Linked DNA regions of Homo sapiens: region 2 is linked to region 1. A link is an interaction called in ENCODE POLR2A ChIA-PET data of the cell type or tissue named here. Cell type or tissue: PC-9. All regions are shown on one strand. Links, peaks and the distances in the headings refer to the core of each region. The heading gives the core; the rest is flanking DNA.

Evidence for each region. ChIA-PET counts read pairs that join two places held together with the same protein. Peaks named below come from ENCODE experiments on the same cell type or tissue, not always from the same donor. Only the 100,000 strongest peaks of a DNase experiment are listed, where the experiment ranks them.
Region 2: POLR2A ChIA-PET joins it to region 1 with 7 read pairs; 2 of 35 experiments call an interaction of 5 or more read pairs at or near these places.

What each region holds. Positions count from the first base shown.
Region 1 is chr2:172,244,562-172,249,943 of GRCh38, forward strand. No RefSeq gene overlaps it. Among named protein-coding and RNA genes, the nearest start is that of DLX2-DT, 140 kb to the left of the region's middle. In PC-9, for the core only: no CTCF peak of the experiment used is centred there; DNase peaks (open chromatin) are centred at 2,200, 2,850, 4,510 and 4,990; H3K27ac peaks cover 3,454 bases.
Region 2 is chr2:172,119,586-172,124,967 of GRCh38, forward strand. No RefSeq gene overlaps it. Among named protein-coding and RNA genes, the nearest start is that of DLX2-DT, 19 kb to the left of the region's middle. In PC-9, for the core only: no CTCF peak of the experiment used is centred there; a DNase peak (open chromatin) is centred at 2,196; H3K27ac peaks cover 2,974 bases.

The DNA of each region.
Region 1 (5,382 bases), core at 257-5,256:
AAGGTAAAATTGTGCTGTAATAATCCTGCAGACAGAATAAGTGTTGTAGTGGATTATTATGTTGTCTAAAAACAGTCTTTGTGAATAGTGAATGACATTTGTGAAATTTTCGGCTATTTACTTTGCAGTGCTTCCATTTCCATTCTATTTGGAGTGATGGTTTCTCTTTTCCGACACCTCCCCTCTTCCTTCAACTTGGCAGTGTGAGATAACCTGACAGGGTGTATTGAGGAATCCTTTCAAGGTACAGCCACTCAAAGTTCTCCAGAATTCTGGAAAATTCCACTTCTTCAGTTGCATATGAGTGTGCATGTGACAGGAACAGAGAGAGAGAGAATGAGACTGAGAGCTAGAAAGACAGAACATCACTGGCCAGCTGCCATGGAGAGAAACATTTGTGAAGAGGCATTTGTGAAGAAACAGCCCAAGGGTTGGGGAAATACTTGAGGATAGAGCAAAACCCTTTAATGTGCTTCAGTTTTGCAGAGCAAACCTCAGTGTGCTGGTGCAGCCATCTAAAACCTCAACTTTCATAGCATCTTAATTTTTAATATTTCATGCCAAAAAATAGGTCATATACCCTTGGTGCAACATTTAATATTTCTATGTGTTCATCATGAATATTAAATGGCTTTTTCACTCCTATGTCCCAGCCCGTCAGGATCTTTCTTTGGAGACAACTTTTCTTTTTTTTTTTTTTTTTTCACTTAACTTCCAAAGATGGTTCGTGTATCAACCAGCGTGTGTGTCCTTTTTCTTCTCCTTTTAAATGCAAATGACAGCATGCTGTGTACATCATTTTATACTGACATTTTTGTTTTTACTACTTTATATGTATCTTGGAGATAAGTCCAGGATTTATAGTTTTTTGTTTTGTTTGGTTTTGTTTAACAACTACCTGGTGTTCCATTCTGTGAATGTGCCATCGTTTGTTTAACTTGTTTCTGTTGGGAGTTATGGACTGAAGTGTGTACTTCCCAAAATTCATATGTTGAAGTTCTTACCACTAGTTCTTCAGAATAAGACTGTATTTGAAGATAGGTCTTTAAAGAGGTAACTAAGGTTAAATTAGGTCATTGAGTGGCCCCTAGTCCAGTATGACTGGTGTCCTTTTAGGAAGAGGAGATTAGCACACAGGCATACACAGAGGAAAGACCATGGGAAGACACAGGAAGATGCTGATCTATAAGCCGAGAAGAGATGTCTGCATATTAATGGAAGGCTGTGCCTGAGTCCACAAGAAGACTGGCTGATCCCAGATTCAGAGCATTGTTGAGTTTGCCTTGACTGAAGTTTCATTGCAAAAATATTGTAGGTGTACCTAGAGACATCATCCACCTTTACAGGAACAGAGTATATGACTGATTCTGTGCAGTTTGCAAAGAATGTTGTGTGTCTGAGAGTTGCTTTTGTAGAAACATAACACTGTTTGTGCAGGTTATTGTGGGAAGAGACAGAAAACTCCCACCCACCTTTGAGAATGGCAGGCCACTGATACCCAGAACACATGTTGAATGGCAGGTTGCCTTTGATCATTTTGGATCTCTCTCCTGAAATTGCACAGCATGTGGCAGAATTGGAAAGGGAAACACAGCCTGCTGGACTTCAAAGTGTGTGTTCTCAGCCACCTCATTTTACTGCTTGGTGATAAAAATAACCTAGGATACTTCTGATTATTCAGTCCAGAGCACTGTCATGTAAAATGACAAAAAAAAAAAAAAAAAGTATTATAAAAGATTGCTAGTTTCCCTAAGATAGGAGTTTTTCTATCCAGGCATCAAGGATCCCAAGAATCCTTGAAAATTGCATATAACATTTGGGTTTATGTAAATATCTGGAGTTGTTTTTTCATGATCAGAGCCCCTAACTTCCCACAGAATTGTAAAAGGGTCCATCTGTGCCTATTGCCTAGAAATGTTTACTGCTGTTTCAGAAAACCAACTGTAGATCCTCCCTTTTCCCTCCTAGGCCATTTTCCAAGACATCAACATGTAAGTTTTATTTAAAAATTTATTTAGAGGTAAGTGGAAACTGTCATTGTTCTCATTTTGCTCTACAAGGAATGGAAGTGTAAAGAGGTTAAGGTGATTCAGCACCAGTGTGTTGGTCCGTTTGCATTGCTATAGAGGAATACTGGACTCTGGGTGATTTATAAAGAAAAGTGGTTTATTTGGCTCACAGTTCTGAGGGCTGTACAAACAAGGCACCAGCATTTGTTTGGCTTCTGGTGAGGCACAGGGAGCTCTTAGTCATGGTGGAAGGGAAGGGGAACGGCATGTCACATGGTAAGAAAGGAAGTGAGAGAGGGAGGGAGGAGGTGCTAGTCTCTTTTAAACAACCAATCTCATTACAGCAGGGAGGGCACCGAGTGCCTATGAAGGATCTGCCTCCATGACCCAAACACCTCCCACCAGGCCCCACCTCCAACATTGCGGATTACATATCAGCATGAGATTTGCAGGGGACAGAGATCTAAAATGTATCAACTAGGAATCCTGGTGCATGGTCCTGCCTCTGAAACTGCTCTTTGCCCAGGGTCTGTCATCTCTACTTGTAAACTATTGGTTACATTTTCTGGCCAGGCTTCCAACTCTTCCTAAAAGTGCCTCCCATTTTTCTGCCTTTGTGCTTTCTGCTCATGCCATTTGCTTTTGGGAGCTTTTCAATTCTACCCACCCTGCGAGGCCCAGCCAGGGCTGACGTCCTCTGAGCAGCTTCTGTAACTACTCCAGTGGAAAGTGTTCTTCTCTTCCTCCATATTAGGATGGTACCTAACTCTATATGAGCTGTCACAGCATGAACCTTGAGTCATTTCTCACATTCTTTTCTTAAGCCATCACCTGTACCTTGTGTTTGTAGCCTGCGATTGCCAGGCCACAGCCATCAGGGCTTTTGTGGAAAGGGGACAATGAGTATCATATTTCTTAGGCTCCTGCTGAGGCAGGTCCCTCTACCTCCCTTGAGGTCACCCTTGTTTCCGAGAGTCCCTGGGGTGGCTCGTGTGTGGCCTGCGCAGGGTCCCCTTCCTTCTGCCCTGACTCTGGCTGGTGGTGGGGGCTCCTCCTGAGGCCCCCCTGCTCCCAGAGCTCTGGGAACTTGCTGCCCAGATGGCTGTCCAAGCCCAGTTGCACCAGGGCCACACTGAGCTGAGGCCGCTTTGCCTGTTCTACTCACGCTGCAGCAGTCCCTCGGCAGGCTGACCCAAGTTGGCCTCTCAGCTGGGTCGGGGGGAACCCCTGATCTTCACCTCTATTTTGTTCTTTGTTTCATGGGTTCAGAGCAGTGAGACTTGGCTCCCAATGGCTTACAAATTTTTAGGCCAACCACTCTTTCCATCTTATTTGGTGTTCCTAGAATGCAGCTGGGAGTCCAGGGCACTGTATCCTCTGATTCCAGGTCTCAGTCACTGATCCAGGTTATGGCCTGACTCTCTTTCTCTTTGGGAGGACTCTTTCCTAGGAGACCTATTGGTAATAATATGCTGGGGGCAGGCACTGGCTATAGGCTTTGCCCCTTGACCTTACAGAAACCTTTGTATAACCTTATGAAGTCGATAGAAGGATGAAGCACTAGACTGGGGATCAGGAAGCCTGGAAGCCCTCTGGTGGCTTTCCAGTTGCTGTTGTTTTTAGTTTAATATATTACTTTCTTTAACTGAAATCATTCAAGAAGCCCAGCATGTAAAACAAATATGGCTGGAGCTGCTCTGGATGCAAACAGGGTCAATGTGAGGAGTCCTACAACTCAGCCACCCTTTCCCTGGGCAGCTGGGCCCTGAGTTTTTTCTGGGGAAGGATAGCCAAAACACAGCTCCCAGAGCACCCAGTCTCACCCAGAACACAGGTGAGCTTCCGGGTACATCAGAGGTACATTTCCCACCCAGAAGGGATGCAAGTTCATTTTCACACAGGCCAAAAAGAAACCCAGTTTTATCTGGTGGTGATTTATTCTTTCTCTCCCTAGCCACTTCTCTTGAGCCGAGTCTCCAGCCTCTGTGGGTTTAATCTCTTACTAATCCTCCACCTCCCCTCCAGCATCTTTAGCTGACACTCTTTCCTCCTGGCAGATGATCACCACAGGCCTTTAAGGGATGGTAAAATGAGCCAGGAAATAATCAGAGGCCCCAAGGCTGCTTTAGGTGATGTTTGTTGGGTCTCACCCCCACTTCCTCGGAGCTTCAGGTTTTCCATTCAAGCTCATGGATGCCACACCCGGGGCATTCCAGCTGAGCTCTTTGTAGCTAGCTGAGCCAGAGTTTGTAGACAGCTGGAGAAAAAAATGTGCTGAAGAAGCAAGACCTCCATGCTGTCATCCTGTTGGGACTCACCCCAATAGCCTCAGCCGGCTCTAGCTTTAGTGGGTGCTGAGATGGTCTGCCCTGAGCAGTGAAAAATGTCAGGGGAGTGAGCAACAACAAAAGCCTGCATCCTTTCTCTCACTCCATCCTGGAGTTGAGAATGACTGCAGAATGAGCAACTATCCAGGATACAGGATATACTTGTCAAAGTGAGAAAGGTACCTACAGGCCATTTGGAATGACTCATGAGATTCCTACCTGATAAAGGAATGTCTCAGCCCTTCCTGGATATGTATTAGGGGATGCTTAACTCTAGAAAACCCTCCTCAAATGCCACAGATGGCAAACTCCAGGCTGTGTGTGTTTTCCAAGTAGGGAAAACCAAGGATATAGAAGGCGAGCTGCATTCTAAAATGATACTGAGACACATGTTTTCAAGTGCAGATTCTGGATTAAAATGGTATTAAATGAAATAAGCAGGAGGCTATTGGCTTGAGGCTGAGTCTGTACTTTGAGTCTTTAATTAACAAACTGCAACCTAGTTTAGTAAGTAAACAAATTGGAAGTCTAATAGGAGCATAACAGTGGAGTCTCAGCCAATCACAAGCAGCCATGCTTTAGCCAATCACAGGAAGCTGATTGATCAGACCATGTCCAAACAAGACAAATGCTGAGATGTAACCAATAAAGCTCTTTCTGTCCTTTACTTCCTGTTCTGTTTATAAATACTGCCCACACTGCAGAGTGAATTTCTCTGAATCTCTTCTAGTTAAGTGCTGCCCAATTCATGAATCATTCTTTGCTTCCAAAAACTGTTAAATTTAATTTATCAAAAGCTTTTCTTTTAAAAATGTCTGTTGGCCGGGCGCAGTGGCTCGTGCCTGTAATCTCAGCAGTTTGGGAGGCTGAGGTGGGCGGATCATGAGGTCAGGAGATCAAGACCATCCTGGCCAACATGGTGAAACCCCGTCTCTACTAAAAATACAAAAAAATTAGCCACATGTGGTGGCACACACCTGTAGTCCCAAATACTCAGGAGGCTGAGGCAGGAGAATTGCTTGAACCTGGGAGGTGGAGGCTGCAGT
Region 2 (5,382 bases), core at 96-5,095, 130 kb before region 1:
CATTCAAAAATTATGGCTAATGTTGTTAGTAAGAGCCACATTGAGTGATTGACCCAGAAAAAAAGATTAAAAGTGATTGGGCCGGGCGCAGTGGCTCACACCTGTAATCCCAAAACTTTGGGAGGCCGAGGTGGGCAGATCACAAGGTCAGGAGATCGAGACCATCCTGGCTAACACAGTGAAACCCTGTTTCTACTAAAAATACAAAAACGAAATTAGCCGGGCGTGGTGGTGGGCGCCTGTAGTCCCAGCTACTTGGGAGGCGGAGGCAAGAGAATGGCATGAACCCGGGAGCCGGGAGGCGAAGCTTGCAGTGAGCTGAGATCGCACCACTGCACTCCAGCCTGGGTGACAGAGCAAAACTCCATCTCAAAAAAAAAATATTAAAAGTGATTAAGAACTACAAAAGTAAAAAGTCAGTGATAATGTTTGTTTATCAGGCAGGCATGTCCCATTCCACCATAGCTATGATTTTGAAGAATAACTAAGTGATGGAAGCTGTTAAAGTATTTGCTTCCTTAAAGGCAATGGGATTAACACAAATTTGAGAAGGGTCTCTATCAGATATGGAGATACTTCTAATGACCTGGATTGAAGCCCCAAACAGAAGCACATCCCTCTCAGCACCATGACCAACACAGCCAAAGCAAAAAGTTTGTTTGCAATGATAAAAGAAAAGGCTGGACCTGACTACGATGTTGAATTTACTGTTTGCTCTGGGTGGTTTAAACAATTCCAGAATTGTTATCCATTACATAATGTGAAAGTGAGTGGCGAGTCTGTGAGTGCTGATGTGAAGGCAGCTGAAGAATTTTTGGAGACTTTAGAAAAGTTGACTGTGGAGGAAAATACTTGCCAGGGCAAACTTTCATTATAGATAGAACTCTTTTGGAAATGGATGCCTAAAAGGACTTTCATCCACAAGGAAGAAGGTCAAGGTAATGCCAGGTTTCAAGGCTTTTGAGCTCAGGATAACAGTCTTGCATGGAGACAATGTTGCAGGCTACAAATTGAAACCCTTTATGATCTGGCACAGTGAGAGCCCCAGGACCTTCAAGAATATAAATAAGCTCACACAGGCCAGTGTACTGCATTACTTAATAGTCATGAATCCTCTTCCAGGATTCTCTCTGGAATTACTATGCCAGCAGAATGGAGAAGTACTGTTTGGAGGATAATGAACTTTCCAAGATTCTGCTTATGGTTTTTTATTTTTATTTTTTTGAGACAAGGTCTTGTTCCGTCACCCATGCTGGAGTGCAGCAGTGTGATCTTGGCTCACTGCAACCTCCACCTCCTGGGCTCAAGCAGTTTTCCCACCCCAGCCTCCTGGGTAGCTGGAATAACAGGTGCAAGCCACCACACCCGACTAATTTTTGTGTGTGTGTGGTTTTTTTTTTTTTTTTTTTTTTTTGGTAGAGACAGAGTCTCACCATGTTGGCTGGGCTGGTCTTGAACTCCTGGGCTCAAGTGATCTGCCTGTCTCAGCCTCCCAAAGTGCTAGGATTACAGGTGTGAGCTATCGCTTATTGCTGTTAATGCTCCTGCACATTCTCCTTTTATTGGCGCTCTTCATCCCAACATCAAGGTGTTTCTCCCTCCAAATACCACCTCTTTGATCCAATGGATCAAGGAGTTACAGCAGGTGTTTTTTTTGTTTTTTTTTTTTTTTTTGAGACGGAGTCTCACTCTGTCGCCCAGGCTGGAGTGCAGTGGCGCAATCTTGACTCACTGCAACCTCCGCCCCCTCGGTTCAAGCGATTCTCCTGCCTCAGCCTGTTGAGTAGCTGGGATTACAGGTGTGTGCCACCACGCCCAGCTAATTTTTGTATTTTTAGTAGAGACAGGGTTTCACCATATTGGCCAGGCTGGTCTTGTACTCCTGACCTCGTGATCTGCCCACCTTGGCCTCCCAAAGTGCTGGGATTACAGTGGTGAGCCACTGTGCCTGGCCAGTTACAGCAGCCTTTAAAACTCACTACCTGAGGAGGACCTTCTTTCAGGCTATTTCTGCAACTGAAGAAGACACTGAGAAAACACTGATGCAAATCTGGGAGGATTACAACATCTATGACTGCATTAAGAAGAATCTTGCTTGGGCTTGGGGTGATGTCACCAAGGAGTGTATGGATGGCATCTGGAAGAAGAGACTCAAGAGGTTTGTCCATGACTTTAAAGTATTTGCCAAGGATGGGGAGGCTGCAAAATCAGCAAAGCTGTGGTTAAGATGGCAAACAACTTTAACCTGGGCGTGAATGAGGATGACAACATTGAGGAGCTCCTAGAGGTGGTTCCTGAGGAATTGACTAATGAAGAGTTGTTTGAAATGGAATAAGAATGTGTAGCTGAAGAAGAGGCAAGAGAAAAGGAAACTGTAAGAGATATAAAACAAGAACCACCAAGAAAATTCACAGTGAAGGGTTTATCAGAAGCTTTTGCAGACCTCAAAAAGCTCCTTAAAAAGTTTGAAAACAGGCTGGGTGCGGTGGTTCACGCCTATAATCCCAGCACTTTGGGAGGCTGAGGCGGGTGGATCACTTGAGGTCAGGAGTTTGAGACCAGCCTGGCCAACATGGTGAAACCCCATCTCTACTAAAAATACAAAAATTAGTTGGAAGTGGTGGCAGGTGCCTGTAATCTCAGCTACTCAGGAGGCTGAGGCAGGAGAATCCCTTGAGCCCAGGAGGAGGAGGTTGCAGTGAGCCCAGATCACACCACTGCACTCCAGCCTGGGGGACAAGAGTGAGACTCCATCTCAAAAAAAAAAAAAAAAAAAAGTTTGAAAACATAGACCCTAACAGGGAAAGGTTTTCATTAAGAGAGAGGAATGTCCATGGCGCATTACCTGGTTACAAGCAAATCTACAATTAAAAAATAAAAAAAGAAAGAAATCAAGCAAACCACCTTGAACATATTTCTAAAAAGAGTGACACCACCCCATTAAGAGCCTCAGGCAGGTCCTTCAGGAAGCATTTCAGAAGAAGGCATTGTTATCATAGGAAATGACAGATCAGTGCATGTAATTGATCCTGAAGACCTTCCAGTGGGACAAGATGTAGAGGTGGAAGACAGTGATATTAATGATCCTGACCCTCTATAGGGCTAGACTGATATGTGTGTTTTTATCTTAGTTTGTAACAAAAGTTTTAAAAGTAAAAAAAATAGTAAAAAATTTTAAAAATAGAAAAAAGCAGGCCGGGTGCCATGGCTCATGCCTGTAATCCCAGCAATTTGGGTGGCCGAGGTGGGCAGATGACTTGAAGTCAGGAGTTCAAGACCAGCCTTGCCAACATGGTGAAACCCTGTCTCTACTAGAAATACAAGAATTAGCACTGGAAATCGCTTGAACCCAGGAGCGAAAGGCTACAGTGAGCCGAGATCATGCCATTGTACTCCACTCCAGCCTGGGTTGAGAGCGAGACTCCATCTCAAAAAAAAAAAAAAAAAAAACACCTTATAGAATAAGGATATAAAGAAAATATTTTTGTACAGCTATACAATGTATGTTTTAAGATAAGTATTATCACAAAAGAGTCAAAAAGTTAAAGAAAACTTTAAAAGTTTATAAAGTAAAAAAGTAGTAGTAGGGTGGGTGCAGTGGCTCATGCCTGTAATCCCAGCACTTTGGGAGGCCAAGGCGGGTAGATCACTTGAGGCCAGGAGCTCGAGACCAGTCTGGCCAACATGGCAAAACCCTATCTCTACTAAAAATACAAAAATTAGCAGGATATGGTGGCAGGTGCCTGTAGTCTCACCTACTCAGGGGGCTGAGGAATTAGAATTGCTTGAACCTGGGAGGTGGAGGTTGCAGTAAGCTGAGATTGTACCACTGCACTCCAGCCTGGGTGACAGAGTGAGACTCTGTCTCAAAAAAAAAAAAAAAAAAAAAAGAAAGAAAAACGCAACAGTAAGCGAAGGTTAATTTATTATTGAAGAAAAAATTTTAAATATATTTAGTGTAGCCGAAGTGTCTACCATAGTGTACAGTAATGTCCTAGGCCTTCACATTCACTGACTGACACCCTGAGCAACTTTCAAGTCCTGCAAGCTTCATTCATGGTAAGTGGTCTATACAGGTATACCATTTTAAATTTTATATGCCATATTTTTACCATGTCTTTTCTTTTTTTCATTATACTTTAAGTTCTAGGGTACATGGGCACAATGTGCAGGTTTGATACATAGGTATATATGTGCCATGTTGGTTTGCTGCACCCATTAACTCATCACTTATCTTAGGTATTTCTCCTAATGCTATCCCTCCCCCGGCCCCCCTCCCCAGCAGGCCCCGGTGTGTGATGTTCCCCACCTTGTGTCCAAGTGATCTCATTGTTCAATTCCCACCTATGAGTGAGAACATGTGGTGTTTGGTTTTCTGTCCTTGTGATAATTTGCTGAGGATGATGGTTTCCAGCTTCATCCATGTCCTTGCAAAGGACATGAACTCATCTTTTTTATGACTGCATAGTATTCCGTGGTGTATATGTGCCACATTTGCTTAATCCAGTCTATCACTGATGGACATTTGGGTTGGTTCCAAGTCTGCTATTGTGAATAGTGCCACAATAAACATACGTGTTCATATGTCTTTATAGTAGCATGATTTATAATCCTGCGGGTATATACCCAGTAATGGGATTGCTGGGTAATCTAGTTCTAGATCCTTGAGGAATCGCCACACTGTCTTCCACAATGGTTGAACTAATTTACACTCCCACCAACAGTGTAAAAGCATTCCTATTTCTTCACATCCTCTCCAGCATCTGTTGTTTCTTGACTTTTTAATGATTGCCATTCTAACTGGCATGAGATGCTATCTCATTGTGGTTTTGATTTGCATTTCTCTGATGATCAGGGATGATGAGCATTTTTTCATGTGTCTGTTGGCTGCATAGATGTCTACTTTTGAGAATTGTCTGTTCATATCCTTTGCCCACTTTTTGATGGGGTTGTTTTTTTCTTGTAAATTTGTTTAAGTTCTTTGTAGATTCTGGATATTAGCCCTTTGTCAGATGGGTAGATTGCAAAAATTTTCTCCCATTCTGCAGGTTGCCTGTTCACTCTGATGGTAGTTTCTTTTGCTGTGCAGAAGCTCTTTAGTTTAATTAGATCCCGTTTGTCTATTTTTTACTGTATCTTTTCTATGGTTTTGTTGTTGTTGTTGTTGTTTTGTTTTTTTGTTTGTTTTTGAGATGAAGTCTCACTCTTGTCCCCCAGGCTGGAGTGCGCTGGTGCGATCTTGGCTCACTGCAACCTCTGCCTCCTGGGTTCAAGTGATTCTCCTGCCTTAGCCTCCTGAGTAGCTGGGATTACAGGCGCCTGCCACCATGGTCAGCTAATTTTTGTATTTTTAGTAGAGACGGGGTTTCACCATGTTGGCCA